Linked DNA regions of Homo sapiens: region 2 is linked to region 1. A link is an interaction called in ENCODE POLR2A ChIA-PET data of the cell type or tissue named here. Cell type or tissue: PC-3. All regions are shown on one strand. Each heading gives the region's core, and the rest is flanking DNA. Links, peaks and the distances in the headings are about the cores only.

Region 1 (8,960 bases), core at 1,686-6,685:
AGTGTATCCTCCTCCCACCTCTTGCTAGTGGCCAGCTGGAGGTCTTCCCAGGATTTATTTTGTCCTCTCTAACCAGGCCTAGAAAACTGCAGAAGGCCAGGTGCGGTGGCTCATGCCTGTAATCCCAGCACTTCGGGAGGCTGAGGCGGGTGGATCACTTGCGGTCAGGAGTTCAAGACCAGCCTGGCCAACATGGTGAAACCTGTGGTGCACACTTGTAATCTTAGCTACTCCGAAGTCTAAGGCAGGAGAACCGCTTGAACCCGGGAGGCAGAGGTTGCAGTGAGCCAAGATCGTTCCACTGCACTCCAGCCTGGGATACAGAGTGAAACTCTGTCTCAAAAAAAAAAAAAAAAAAAAAAGAAGCATTTTTCCTTAGGCAAGGCTGAAAGAGAAAAGAAATATTCCTGCCTCTAGGCTGGTAGGTAAAGGAGTTTGAAAAAGTTTTATTTAAAATATAGGCAATTTAACTGATTTATTTAAAAGTAGGAGTGGGTTGTGTGAAAAACAATAGATTTTCCTGCACAGAAAAAGAAAGGATCATCTCTAACTTTAATAAAAGTAATGACTCACCATTGCTCAAATTTAGAGAAAAACAAGCTGTCTGTATGTCACACATTATTTCCTGTCTATCCAGATGAGAACAGAAGCTCTTCAGTTCAGCTGAGCCAACCAAGAACGTGTCAATTCTCAGCCTTATTACCAGCTCTTCTTTATCTTATCTTTGAAAAGTCAGGCCAAATCCAAAAAGATACATCTGTTCTTCTACCCTTGCAACAGTAAAGTCATGGGAGCAGGGATGTAGGAAGCCACGGCAAGGAGGTCTCCATCCAGTAGGTGGCCCGGGATGAAGGCCGTGTTGGGGCTAAACCACACTCTGGAATTCTGTCAGCAAATTCCTCGCTGTGTGAACTTGAGCAAGCCATTCACCTTTCTTAAGCCATTTTCTTGATATTTCACAGAGACTCACCAAGTATTCAACGAGAACATGTAAGTGAAATGCTTCACAAAATGCCTGGTAAATAATAGATGCTTAGAAAATGGTAGAGAGAGAAAAGAGCAGTCTCTGCCCTTTAATGTACCTGTTTTTGCCCTCAAATCTAGATGCCATTCCTATAATTTGATAACTTTTCCTCAGACTTTCCAGAAGTAGAATTCCTTCCAGTTCATTAACAACATCCTCTGTCTCTTATACTAAGGACATATTTGGCTTCCTTTTGATTGCATAAGTATTTCTTAAAAGACACCTTGGGAGAGATGACATGTTTAAAATGCAGTGGAGTAACCTGCTCATAAACTCTGAGGCCCTGAACAAGGTGAGAACATGACAAATGAACAGGGATTATGTGCTGCATCGCACGAGAGTTCCAAAACAGGAAAATTGACTTTACTGGGTGCGGCTCTACAGTCATATAACATGGTTTACAGTTTAAAATATCGACTATAAAAGCCAACTCAGAGTGAGTTTTGGGTTGGTCATAACCACTGCAAAAAAAAAAAAAAAAAAAAAAAAAACCATTCACACTGAGAGCGACCTTTATACCTGTTTGGGTTTCTTAGTAACTTATTTTAACAGATTGTCTATACAAGATGGAGTTTTATGACTGGTATCAGTTCAAAGGTGGAGAAAATGTGAACCAAGTGTGTTTAGCTATATTTTCCAGTGCATTTATTTCTCATGAAATGTAACAACAGATGGACTCCTGGAGTATGGAATTTCCTTTCTTTTCGAAAGGAATAAGTACCCAACAAGCAAAAACTATAAAATGAATGTCACTGTTCTTCCAATTGTCCCAATGGGGAAGATACTGTTTAAAAAGCATTCACTCCAGTTAGCGAACAAAAAATAACAACCTGTACCAAGCCATTTTCTTTCCCCCAAGCCCATTGTCTCTAAAGATGCTCATCTTTCGCCTTCAAGCCCTTTTCACAGGTGCAGAAACGTAAAATGCAGAAATGAAGTCTAGGACTATAGATTGTCAATCAGTAAACAAGGAGAGATGTGAGAAATTAGATTCTGTCATAGAAACAAATAATCACATTGGGAGAGTGGAAACGATGATTATTTCCTTGCTAATCATCCTCCTTGAAAAAGATACCTATAAATTAATATGCATTTGATATGGATTATTTTTGACCCGTATGCATTTCAGGAAATAAAAACTGGATTCAGAAAGGCCTGTGAGGCCCAGTGCGGTGGCTCTCACCTGTAATCCCAGCACTTTGGGAGGCCAAGGTGGGTGGATGACCTGAGGTCAGGAGTTTGAGACCAGCCTGGCCGACATGGTAAAACCCCGTCTCTACTAAAAATACAAAAATTTGCCAGGCGTGGTGGCACGCACCTATAGTCCCAGCTACTCGGGAGGCTGAGGCAGGAGAATCACTTGAACCTGGGAGGCGAAGGTTGCAGTGAACCGGGATCATGCCACTACACTCCAGCCTGGGCGACAGAGCAAGACTCTGTCTAAAAAAAAAAAAAGAAAGAAAGAAAAGCCTGTGAGTTGAGGGGAAGGGGTGGTAAATAAGGCTATCCTCTGGGTAAAAGCTCTCAAAGCAAAAAGCTGTCACAGGTCCTCTGCTACATGCTAGTCAAGAGCAACCCAAGATTGAGAGGAGAAATACCTCAACTCCTCCAAAGAACTGCTTCTCCCCACTAGCACCTTCATGGCTAGGAGGTGGGAGGGAGGGTGTTAAGTCAGCTCAGCTGGTATCTTGCTCGGTTTTGCATTTGCATGCATCTGTATCCTCTTTTGTTTCCCCGGAAGTGGAAGTTATTAAAGTATCACAAGAATGCTGGGTCTCACAATGTTCCTGTCTGCCCTGTTCAAGGAAGTAGGCAGAATAGTACACTGGTCCCTGTTCTTGGAAAATTTGCAGCACAAAGAAAAGAAAGAAAAAAAACAGAAAAGATGAGATAAACCCTGATTAAGCAGACAAGCTTCATAATGTTTATCCAAATTAAATCTCTTCACATTGGTGTTTACCCATCATTAATTCTTATGTAATCACATTAGAGGAAAAACGCCTTGCATTAGTGGATGCTGATATTGGCCTTATGAAAGCGAGTTACCTTTTCTTATAGCAAATCTGTAGCAAGCCAATACGGAGGCTCCAGTCAGTTTATCAAAAGTTATCAGTCAAATGGAGTCAGAGGACAGTTCTAATAGAGACTCAAGGATGAAAGAAGAAAATCTGAAAAGAATCACTTTGAAAAGCTTGAGAGCCATTAGATTTGTGAGACCCAGAGCTAGGAAGACAGTAAAAACTGGGAAAACCTGTGATTTTTTTTGATGGGGGACATTTCTTTTTCCTGCCTTTTGTCTGTGAAAATGGCACTTTTGGCTAACAGCTCCAGAACTGCAGGAGGAATGATACATGCAAATGGTTTGCTTCTCATCCCATCTCTCTCTCATGCTTCAGTTCAGCAAAGCAACCCAAGTATCGGCACGAAAATAAGACAACCTAGCCTCCCACTTTGCTTGAATGATTTCCATATCCAGTAGGACAAGTTCTCCTGGGACAGGCCTGTAACCACAGGCACATGTCTCACCCTGTTAAGACGCAACAGCAGGTAAAGCAACCTGAACTCCTCACAGTAGAATCGGGTACACAAACTCACACCCACGCGCAAAAGTGAGGGAAGGCAACCTGGACAAAACTTTCCATCATTTGCTTCCAAAGCAGATATTCCTCAGGGGGAAGGGCGCAGGGAGGGCAGCTCCACGGACAGAGGCGTGCCCAAACCTTTCCACTTGCTTTGTTGTTCTACCTCTGAGCATTCGAGCAGGAATCTGAACCAGATGTGGGGTTAAAAGCATCACTTTGGAAGTTTCTGGGAATGAAAAATGACCTCCTCTCAAAAGAATTTTTTTTTCTACTTTGCTCTTTGTTTAAGTTTCCCTTTTATGGTACTTTCTTTTCTCCCCTCTTTCTCTTAAACCCACTGCACTCCTCTCATTTGGAGCTATCCATTGACACAGGTCGTCCCTCAATCTCTTATTACCCACACTGAAAGTTTCTCTTCTACTGGTGAATAAAACTGGTTCATTCTAGGACATCACCATTGTCCAGTTCTGTTTGTCACATTTTAACTCTTTACTGAGTCACAGGGCCTGGGTAGGACAGGGGACCTTGGTTAACCACTCTGTCATTAATTCAGGCAACAAATATAGAGCATAGTAATAAACAACATGGGCTTGGGACAAAGAACAGAAATGGTTTTAGATTCCAGGTCCAACACTTCACTAGCTGTGTGACCATGGTCATGTCCATGAATATCTTTAAGCCTCAGTTTCCTCACAACATATGGACATAATATACTGTTTGTTACTTTCCACCTGGATTGTTATGAGAATTAAATAAGGTAATGTATGCAAAGCAGTTAGCATAGTGCCTGGCATACAGGAAGCTGAGTAATAGAGGCCATTATCAGCATCATCACAACCATCATTGTTACTAAGCTACACACAGTGCCATGCCAGACAATGGGAAAGAAACATGAATAAGGTTCTGCCACCAAGAAGCTCATAGTCTACTCTTAGACACACACACACATGCTCTAATCCCAGCACTTTGGGAGGCTGAGACAGGTGGATTGCTTGAGGCCAGGAGTTCAAGACCAGCCTGGGAAACATAGTGAGATCCTGTCTCTACAGGGGACAAAAAAAAAAAAAAAAAAAAAAAAAAAAAAAAAGTTTTTTTAAAGAAACAAACACATACTTATTACAGGTCTTTTAAAATTTGTCTAGCAGGTTTTCCAATATTTACTGGAAACCCTCCCCCACCTGCCACACACACAAAAGAAAGACACAGACATGTAAACAAATAATAATATAACAAACTCAATCTGACCTTCTGCCCCCATTTTTCTGAATTCCTTATATTCAAAAAGGTACAGAGCTATGCCTTTGGATCAATGAACTGAAGCTAATTTTTTTTTTTTTTTTTTTTTTTTTTTTTTACTCAACACACTCCCCAAACCACTATCTGTTATTATTTTATTTTTCTCATGAATAGGAACCACCCATGAGAAAATATGCTGCTTTGGAAATCATAAGAAGCTCATTCTCTGGGTTCAAATAAAACCACTACAAATCAGAACAGCAGATTTAGGACCTCCCACCCCAATTCAACATACCCACAATTCCATTAAACCTAGGCAGCTTCTAAAAATCTGATATTAGTGGCCAACATGGCTGGCTCTCAGAATTGTTAATCACGTTAGTAAATGAATCATTCACTAAAGAGATCAGGGCTGGTATTCTGACACTAATTCCCAAAATGCAGAATACAAAACTGAATCATATCTGCCATTTTTAGGTGACTCTGGCCGTGGGCTTAGATTACCAAGCTTTGACAAAATACTGAATTTTTTCTCTGTCGTGCCTTAAGCTTTTTATCATGATAACAAGGTATGCTTTTGTTGCAATGTAGCTGGAAAAAAAAAACAAAAAAAATCTTAAAAATTTTTCCACATCTACATGCTCCAAATTTTTGTAGAAGTCTTTATGACTGTTACTTTGATGTATATGCCAAACAGGATAAACCCATGAAAGGCAACACTGCTAATGAACACAAGGAACTTTATGTAATTGTAATAGCCCGTTTGGCTAGTTTTATGGGTGTGTGTACATTCAATTTTGAGTTGAGCAATATCCAATTTGGCAATGAGATAGAATAATATAAGTCTTTCTGCTTGTTTGTTTTAATTACTAACAACCAGAGAAAAACTATTCACAGCAGCCAAAAGAATTCAAATCAGAAATGAACTTTGCTACTTGCAGACTGCCATTAATATGCCTACAATGGATGTCATTTATTTGGGAATTGCAAAAGTCATAAGGGGCAAATGTGGAGATGCGATAAATGAGGAACACAAGTATAGGTAGATACTACATTTTTTTGAATAATGAAACCACTTTCTTTCCAAGTTGTAAAGGAAGTCCCAGTAATAGTCATCATTCATTCAGGGATACCTATTGCGTGCTATTGTCCAGGTGTGTTCTAGGTGCTGGAGATAGCACAATGAACAAGTAGGCAAAATACCCTTTACAGAACTTACATTTTAATGAGCAATACACAAAATAAACAAGACACCAGCCTATGCAACACAGCAAAATCCCTTCTCTACCAAAAAAAAAAAAAAAAAAAAAACCACTAGCTAGACATGGCGGCATGTGCCTGTAGTTCCAGCTACTCAGGAGGCTGAGGTGAGAGGATCACCGGAACCCAGGAGGTTGAGGCTACAGTGAGCCACGATCACACCACTGCACTCCAGCCTGGGCAATAGAGCAAGACTCTGTCTCAAGAAGAAAACAAAAAGCAAATAAATCATTAAAAGTTTAATTTCAGGTAGTAGAGTGCTGTCAAGACAGCTAGTTGGAGGGTGGCTCTGGAAGAGCTGACATTTGAGCAGGGATCTGAGTGGCATTGGGTGGGGGAGGGCACAGCCATGCTGGAATCTGGTAGGAGAACATTCCAAGTAGAGGAAACAGCAAGAGTAAAGGTCCAGGGGCAGGAATCCACTGAGTGTTCAAGGAATATCCAGGAGCCAGTGAGGATGGAGCATTGTGAATCGAGGAGAGAGGTAGGAAGTAAGATCAGAGGTCTTGACGGGGCTGGGAACACACAGGACATTGTGGGGGTGCAGAGACATTTGGATTTTAATCTAAGTGTAATGGAAGCCATGGAAGGGTTTTATGAAGATGAGGGATGAGATCAGATTTCTGCTCTCATGACATTGTTCTGGCTTCTGTGTGTGGATAGTCTCAAGAATAAAAGCCACAAGCCCAGTTAAGAGGTTATGAAAAGAGTTAGGCAAGAGATAATGACGGCTCAGACCAGGGGCTTTATAAGGAGCACTATAAAGGCATCAAATCCAAAAAGTTACACATTGAGGCAATAAGCGATGCAATAGAAGTTGAGTGCAGTGGCACACACTTATAGTCCAAGCTACTTGGGAGACTGAGAAAGGAGACTCACTGGAACCCAGGAGTTTGAAGCTGTAGTGAGCTATAAGCACGCCACTGCACTCCAGCCTGGGCAACAGACTGAGACCCTGTATCTAAAAATAAGGCTAGGAGAGGTGGCTCACGCCTGTAATCCCAGCGCTTTGGGAGGCCAAGGCAGGTAGATCACTTGAGGTCGAGACCAGCCTGGCTAACATGGCGAAACCCCATCTCTACTAAAAATACAAAAATTAGCCAGGCGTGGTGGTACACGCCTGTAGTCCCAACTACTCAGGAGGCTGAGGCAGGAGAATCACTTGAACCCCGGAGGCGAAGGCTGCAGTAAGCCAAGATCGCACCACTGCATTCCAGCCTGGGTGACAAGAGTGAGACTCTGTCTCAAAAAAAAAATAAGAAAAAAGATATACAGTAGATAAAAGTCAAGAACCAACGTTTCCCCTAAAACTGTATTCATTAATGGCTATATCTACTGTACCTAAAAAGGTGCTCAAAAATGTTTGTTAAATGAACCAACTGACCTCAGAGTTGGCAAACATAAACTCCACTCATTTATGTTGTACCTAACAGTTCTTTGCCTTGGTCTTACTTTCAGATACATAGCGGTGGTCAGTAAGAAAATAATGGGGATAAAATACCCTGCCACAGTCTTCAGTGGGCAATCACAAGTCATGCAGTTATAAATAGCTCCAGTTGACTTTATATGGAGGTGTGTGTAAGTGAAATAAAAGTTGTCCTCAGCCAGTCACAGTAGCTCACACCTATAATCCCAGCACTTTGGGAGGCCAAGGAGAGAGGATCACTTAAGCCCAGGAGTTCAAAACTAGCCTGGGCAACACAGGGATACCTCATCTTTACAAAAATAAAAAATAAAAATTAGCCAGGCATAGTGGTGCACCCTGTGATCCCAGGTACTTGGGAAGCTGAGGTGGGAGGATTGCTTGAGCCCAGGAGATCGAGTCTACAGTGAGCCACGATTGTGCCAATGCACTCCAGCCTGGGTGACAGAGTGGGACTCTATCTCAAAAAATAAAATAAAATAAAAGTTGTCCTCTCCTTCAGGGCTCCAATTTTTGCTTAGATTTTATTTAATAGGCTCCTCATTGCCTACTGAGTAGAATTCATACTCCTGGGCCTGGTATTTAAAGTCTTCCATATTCTATATACCCACCCCTCTTACTTCCACAACTTTCACTTTGAACGCCTTATATTCCAGTCAAATTGAATTGCTCATTGTTGATGCCCTGTAAGTTTCTTTTCTGCTTCCATATCTTTGCCAATGCTGGGGATTTCCTCCTCCACCATTCTCCAATTATCCTTCACAAGATCTGGTTCAATCTTCCTAACTTTTTGCTCAACAATATCCCCTCGCTTCAAATCTTTCCGTCAAGGTTGAATTTCTAAAAATTGACACCCTACAAACTGGAGGGGAGATCCACCCATCTGCCAGTTACTTTGTCGTGTGTGTGTTTTTAGGGCAAAGAGGAGCCTTGCACAAGTCATTGGCTAATGCGTGTCAGGAAAAGCCCAGACAGGGGTTCGTCTTCTTTTCCTGTCTCTATCATAGAAGGAAGAGTCTGGTTCCATGCTGCATTAAACTCCACTTCTTGATGCAAAAGTTAGACTGAAACAAGCTAAGAACAACCACAGACCAATTTTTCTAGCCTATCTGAACTCACAGGCCTTAGCATAAGTCAAGAGGCACAAGTTTAGACCTAGCCACATCTCCTTTCCAACACAACAGACATCTTTATGAACTTGTAAGTTTCTTGATCTCAGTTACCTCATCTGTAAAAATAGGGAGAATCATTCCACCTACCTCACAAGGCTTGTTTTGCAAATTAAGTTAGTTAACATAAGTAACAGTGTCTAGCATATGTGTTTGATTTACCATTCATATCAGGTCTTTTCTGGGAGGGACAGAAGCCATATAACTAACTACTCACAATTGTTGATACAGATAAATACCATCTTTTTGGTAGTCAGATGTTGTCC
Region 2 (6,980 bases), core at 1,981-6,980, 190 kb after region 1:
AGTCTCGCTCTGTTGCCCAGGCTGGAGTGCAGTGGTGCAATCATGACTCACTGCAGCCTTGACCTCCTGGGCTTAAAGGATCCTCCCACAACAGCCAACCGAGTAGCTGGTACTACAGGTTTGTGCCACCATGCTAGGGGTCTTGCTGTGTTGCCCAGGCTGGTCTCAAATTCCTAGACTCAAGTAATCCTCCCACCTTGGCCTCCCAAAGTGATGGGATCAGAGGCCTGAGCTACCCTGCCCAGCCAAAACAGATGTTTTATATTCCACAAATATATATGATTCTGTATAAGTGTGATAACCATAGAGGTTGCTGTGCCTACAACTACCATCTCCAAGGTTTTAGGAAGTAGCTCTCCTGTAGACAAACCTTTGGGATATGACTTCCTATGGCCTACTTTCAGTAGTATGTATCTAAAATTGTATGTAAAAGTAGTATGTAAGTAAAATTTCAGTAGTAGTATCTAAAATTGTCCTTGGATACAGGAGAGCTTCTGTGCTTTCTTCAGCTAAAATATTTCAGTATCAGAGTGACACTTATTTTTTGATGACAGTTTCTAAAGCTTTCTATTTGACAGCTTTATATTATTGAAGATTGAAAAGAACAATTAGTTTAAGAAACATCTGAATGAGTACTTATTATCTGCTAAATATTGTGCTAAAGGCTAAAGTACAAAAAGGAATTTGTCAATCTAATGGGTAAGACAGATGCTTAATTACATAGTAATATGAACATTAACAGAAATATTTAAAAAGTTATAGGAATGAGGTAGAAAAGGGTATGTTTTTCTTTGTTGAGGTAGGGAGGGCTTCAAAGGATAGATAATATTTTTTTATTTTTATTTTTTGTGTTTTTTTAGATAGGGTCTAGCTCTGTTACCCAGGCTGGACTGTAGTGGCACGATCACTGCTCACTGCAGCCTCAACCTCTCAGGCCCAAGCAATCCTCTCACCTCAGCTTCCTGAGAAGCTGGGACTACAGACATGTGCCACCATCCCTGGATAATTTTCATATTTTTTGTAGAGACAGTTTCACCATGTTGCCCAGGCTGATCTTGAACTCTTGAGCTCAAGCGATCTGCCTGCCTTGGCCTTCCTAAGTGCTGGGTACAGGTAGGAGCCACCGTGCCCAGTCTCAAATGATAGATAATATTTAAAAAGACCCTTGACACAGAAGGAAATGAGGAAAGGGAACTACATTCATTGAGTTCTGTTATATTCCAGGAACACTGCTATATTAATTCTCACAGAACCTTGCAAAGTAGATATTACCTTTATTTACAGATGAGATAACTGAGTTTAGAGGGGTGAAATTATTGTCTCAAAAATGCACTGCTATTAAGTAGCAGAGCTGGGATATGAATACAAGTCTTGTCTGTCTGACTGCTGGCTTTTTCCATAGTATTTCAAAATGTAGAAGATGTAAGGAATATAAAGGTAATGCCAGTCTTACAATTTAATGAGAGAGTTGAACATATTTATATGTACATATAGTAGAAAGTAGAATGTAATTCTGGATCAGTCTAGTTTCCATCTTCTATGTTTACACCTGGGGTGCTAAGTGCTGCTAAAGAAAAATTACACAGAATGGTACTACTATAAGTACATAACATTTCAACTTGGCAATTCTTTTATGTACATCATTCATTTATTACACAGCTACTTCAAAATTCATTTTTCTCAAAACACTGACTGTACCACATCTCTTTCTATTAGAAAACATCCATTAGATGGGAACTCTCTAAATACTTACCACTAAACCTATAAACTTACTTCTATTTTCACATAATTCTTTTTTCTATTCTTCAAAATGGAAAAGGTAACACTGGTGGTCTAAAGCTGATTCCCATGACTCTGCTATGGATCTCCTTTCCTATCACTTTTGCTCAATTGATTATCTCTTTCTTTTGTGTACTTTTAATGTCTATTTTGCTTCTTCCTGTCACCATTTAAATTGTGTAATCTCTAGCTTTGAGAGGCAAAAGCTTTTTTTTATTTTTATTTTATTTATTTATTTATTTTATTTTATTTTATTTTTTTTGAGACAGAGTCTTGCTCTGTCACCCAGGCTGGAGTGCAGTGGCATGATCTCAGTTCACTGCAACCTCCAACCTCCACCTCCTGGGTTCAAGTGATTCTCCTGCCGCAGGCTCCCGAGTAGCTGGGACTACGGGTGTCTGCCACCACGCCCGGCGAATTTTTGTGTTTTTAGTAGAGACAGGGTTTCACCATGTTGGCCAGGCTGGTCTCGAACTCCTGGCCTCAAGGGATCCACCCACTTCCGCCTCCCAAAGTGTTGGAATTACAAGCGTGAGCCACCGTGCCTGGCTCAGCAAAAGCTCTTGATCTCATGCCCCTTCCTCAATTGTCCTATCTTTTCTTCTTCAAATATTCTAAGGATTGCCTATTTTTCACTGGTATCTGCTTTTTAGCTCCAGCTCCATTGAAACTGCTTTAGCATCTTTTTCTTTTTCTTTTTTTTTTTTGGAGATAGGGCTCTGACTCTGTCACCCAGGGTGGAGTGCAGTGGTACTATCTTGGCTCACTGCAACCTCCACCTCCTGGGCTCAAGCAATTCTCCCAGATCCTCCCACCTCAGCCTCCCAAGTAGCTGGGACTACAGGTGCATGCCCCCAGGCCTGGCTAATTTATGTATCTTTTGTAGAGATGGGGTTTCGCCATGTTGGCCAGGCTGGTCTTGAACTCCTGAGCTCAAGTGATCTGTCTGCCTCAGCCTCCTCAAGTGCTGGGATTACAGGCATGAGCCACCGTGCCGGCCCTTTAGCATCTTATTAAATCCAAATGACTCTTTTTTAAAAATCTTTCTTTGGCCTGACCTCTTGAGAGCACGTCACTGCGTACAACTGGCTCTGTTATGAATGGTTCTCCCTGGGCTTTAGGGACTCTACTCTCTTCCTGATGCTCGTCACTGATGCTGGTCACTCTTCACTCTTCTTTGTGTAAGCACTTTTTCCTATGCCCTTCCCTTAAATGCTGGTACTCATTAAGATTCTGTCACAGGCCTTTTTCTGTTCTTACTCTATATAGTCTCACTAGTTCATTTACTCTATTTCCATGTAAAGTAACATCTTTATGTTGTGACTTTCAAATTTCTATTAACAGATGAATTCTCTTTCTTGGGCACAAGAACCTACATTTCCAACTCTCTAGTGTATATATCCACTTAGATATTTTCTTGAACTTTTCTTCCCCAAACCTCTTTCTTCTAGGTTCTTTGTAGCACCACTAAAGACACAAGCCAAAAACCTAGGCATCAATTCTCATCCCTCCTCTCTTCATCAGTCCCTAATGTACTCAAATCACCAAGGACCGTGATTATGCTTCTTAATTTTCTTTTTTCTTTTTTTGAGACAGAGTCTTGCTCTGTCGTTGCCAAGGCTGCAGTGCAGTGGCACAATCTCAGCTCACTGCAACCTTCGCCTCCCGGGTTCATGCCATTCTCCTGCCTCAGCCTCCCGAGTAGCTGGAACTACAGGCGCCCACCACCATGCCTGGCTAAATTTTTCTATTTTTAGTAGGGACAGGTTTCACTGTGTTAGCCAGGATGGTCTCGATCTCCTGATCTTGTGATCTGCCCGCCTCGGCCTCCGAAAGTGCTGGGATTACAGGCTTGAGCCACCACGCCCGGCCAATTATGCTTCTTAAATAGCTTTCAAATCGGTCCATTTTTGTTTCACCTCATCATCACCAATCTAGTTCAAGACACCACCTTCACTCACTGAAATACTGGAATAGCTTCCTAAGAGGTGTTCTTCCCACTGCCCTTCTACAGCTCCAAGAGCCATGAGAAAAGGGCTTCTACATCAGCTTCTAACGACTGAGCTCAGTATTCTATTAGGCATTTGGCTGATGAAAGATACTTTTCCTACTCTCAAAAGCTTATATTCTAAGGACACGTGGATAAAATATATACAAAGAAAAGCAGAATTAGAATTTCCAAAGGTGATCAGTAAATCTTGTTTCGTTAAGGCAAAGATGAGTGGATAAAAACAGATGAAAACTAAATGCAATTAATGACGATTACTGAGTGATAAGCTCAAGAAAGAAGCCATTTTAAGGAGTCACATTTCTCTTTTTCTAAAAGACAGTGTTGCTGTCACCCAAGCTGGAGGGCAGTGGTGTGATTATGATTCACTGCAGCCTTAACCTCCTGGGCTCAAGCTATCTTTCTGCTTCGACTTCCCCAGTAGCTGGGAACACAGATGTGCACCACCATGCCCAGCTAAATTTTGATTTTTTTGTGAAGATGAGGTCTTCCTAGGTTGTCCAGGCTGGTGCTGAACACCTAGCCTCAAGCGTTCCTCCCACCTTGGCCTTTTTGAGTGCTGGGATTACAAGTGTGAACCACTGCATCGGGCCTGAAATCACATTTCTTATACTCAAATCTTTTCAAAATGAATGTTTTATTTGAAGTCCTGCTACTGTTATCTAAAAGTGAGTTCCTATCAGTTTATCTTTTCCTTTTACCTCTTTTCAATATCTAATTATTTAGGTTTATATTTTATTTACACCTAAGAGGTCTTAATCCGAGTACAAGTGAAGACATTTTAGAGTAAGATAGATTACAACCCACCTGAAGGAAACAGATAAAGTTATTCTGAGGTATCAAAAGTGAAAGAGGAAAAAAAAGATTATAACACCTGGATAAGATATTCAGCTCTGAGTTTTCTGGCAATGAAGACAAAAAGGAAACACATTAAATTACAAAGTTTTCATTTTATGAAAAAAAGAAAGAGGAATATAACTTCACGCCCAGAGGCAAAAATTTTCCTGGAATATACGCAATAATTCATCATGAGTTTTTTTCTGTCTAAATGAGACTAAGGAAAAAGAACCTTAGTTTTGTTTCAGGGAAAAAATGAATTACTTTTAGTTTTGACTACGTAATCACAGTTGAGTTATTTAACTCTTATCAGCATCAGTTTCATCTCTAACAATGAGGACAATGATATTTATCAGTGGACTGTAGTAAAGATTAGATTATGTCATTTATGTGGATGTACTTAGTAGACTGCCTTAGTTTTACAAAACCAAGAGAGATCACACTTTGTTTTGATCTTCTACAAAAGCAGAAGGCATGACATTAAACTGTTCTTTAATAAAATAAATTCTGTGAGGAGAGATATTTTGCCCTTTCCCCCTCTGCTTTATGAACATTTTACTGAATATAGGGACAAAACCTGGAGAATTTAGAATGGAGAAGTGTGGGCAGGTATAAGCTCTCAATTCAATTTATGCACATTTTTAAGTTAGTATTTGTTGTGTAAATCCTTTAACCTAATATATTTACCCAACCCAGTTGAGCTTTGTAGTCTGAAAAGTCAACCTAAAATATCCTATTTCTCTCTACGGCCACCTGCTCTTCACGTTATATCATTCTGAAATTAGTTGTTGAATATATTTTCTCGCAAAAAAAGTTAGGACTAAACATCACCTAATATTCCACTCATAGTTCAAGAAATACTCAATTGTAAGAGATCAATACACATTCCTGGAAATTGTCACACCACACCCTAACTCTTAACATGAGAGAAGATACTTTTAAGCTAATATTTTTGAGCTAACACTAATATAGAAAATAAAAACTCTCTGTGGTCATGCCCCAAATGTTTCTGAATTGTCAACCTAGAATTGTCCTACTTGCTTTTTCTGTTTAACACATATTTTGGAATTATGTAAATGAACTGGTGATCTTACTTCACATTACATGAACACATACAGCCTAATCAGAACTAAGTGACACTGCTAAAAAAAGTTAGAGCTAGGCTGGGTGCAGTGGCTCATGCCTGTAATCCCAGCACTTTGGGAGGCTGAGGCAGGTGGATTGCCTGAGGTCAGGAGTTTGAGACCAGTCTAGCCAACGTGGTGAAACCCCATCTCTACTAAAAATACAAAAAAATTAGCCAGGTGTGGTGGCATGCGCCTGTTAATCCCAGCTACTTGGGGGGCTGAGGCAGGGGAATTGCTTGAACCAGGGAGGTGGAGGTTGCGCTGAGCCGAAATAGCGCCACTGCACTCCAGCCTGGGTGACAGAGCAAGACTCCATCTCAAAACAAAACAAGACAAAACAAAACAAAACAAAACAAAACAACACAACATTAAAGCAAGAGCTGTCCAATGCAAAAAAGAAAATAAGAAACTTTAAAAAGTTCATTTGGTCTCTTTTTGAATCACTCATTTACACTGTCCAAATTTAACTGATTAAAACCAGACTGGTATCAGATAATTTTCCCAGGGTATTGACCAGGGTGAGACAAGCTAGCGGCCTTAGGTAAAGAAGCAGTGGCTCCCAGGGGCCGTCCATGTTCTTTGCCCACTCTGAGAGTAGGCACCTCCTTACATCATGTGTCCTAGATGCCTTGCTTGCCTCACCCTAGTCCCAGCCCTGATTTTCATTTTCAAAAAAAAATCAGAATTATTCTTAACCAATGTTATCTATTGACTATTATGAGGACATGATCCTCTGAACAATCAAGTGAATAAATCAATCCTGTTTCATCAGGTAAATGTTCAAGTGAATGGCCAAGCATTTCTAGGGGGTCACACCAGCTGTTTTCTTTCCATATATGCAATTTGCGGAGGCCTTTGCATGTGTATATATGATGTAAGTTGGTAGTAAATGGTTTCTTAGAAAATGATTAATAACATTAGATTTGTTTTACTAAGCTTTAATTTTTACTTTGCTTTAAAACAAAAAAAGTTGCTTTTCTTTAGATGTTTGGTATCATCAAAAGCTATACAATGTTAAATTATTAAAACATACTTGCCAAAATAAAGATATACTGTCAAATACATAAAAACTGACAATTATCTAAATATGCATCCATACAAATACCAGTAATAACATGTAGTAGTAGGCAATTAATGAGTAGTTTCATCTTGCTAGTGTTTAAATTTCTCCCTCCTTCCCTCCCCTCCTTCGCTTCCTTTCTTCCTTCTTCTTCTTCCTCTCCTTCCCT

The links. ChIA-PET counts read pairs that join two places held together with the same protein. Peaks named below come from ENCODE experiments on the same cell type or tissue, not always from the same donor. Only the 100,000 strongest peaks of a DNase experiment are listed, where the experiment ranks them.
Region 2: POLR2A ChIA-PET joins it to region 1 with 17 read pairs; 2 of 35 experiments call an interaction of 5 or more read pairs at or near these places.

What each region holds. Positions count from the first base shown.
Region 1 is chr13:73,163,908-73,172,867 of GRCh38, reverse strand. It overlaps the pseudogene RNU7-89P. Among named protein-coding and RNA genes, the nearest start is that of KLF5, 110 kb to the right of the region's middle. RefSeq lists an enhancer at 2,450-3,021. In PC-3, for the core only: no CTCF peak of the experiment used is centred there; no DNase peak of the experiment used is centred there; H3K27ac peaks cover 4,160 bases.
Region 2 is chr13:72,976,313-72,983,292 of GRCh38, reverse strand. The region is part of intron 16 of PIBF1 (progesterone immunomodulatory binding factor 1); the gene reads right to left. Among named protein-coding and RNA genes, the nearest start is that of KLF5, 79 kb to the left of the region's middle. In PC-3, for the core only: no CTCF peak of the experiment used is centred there; no DNase peak of the experiment used is centred there.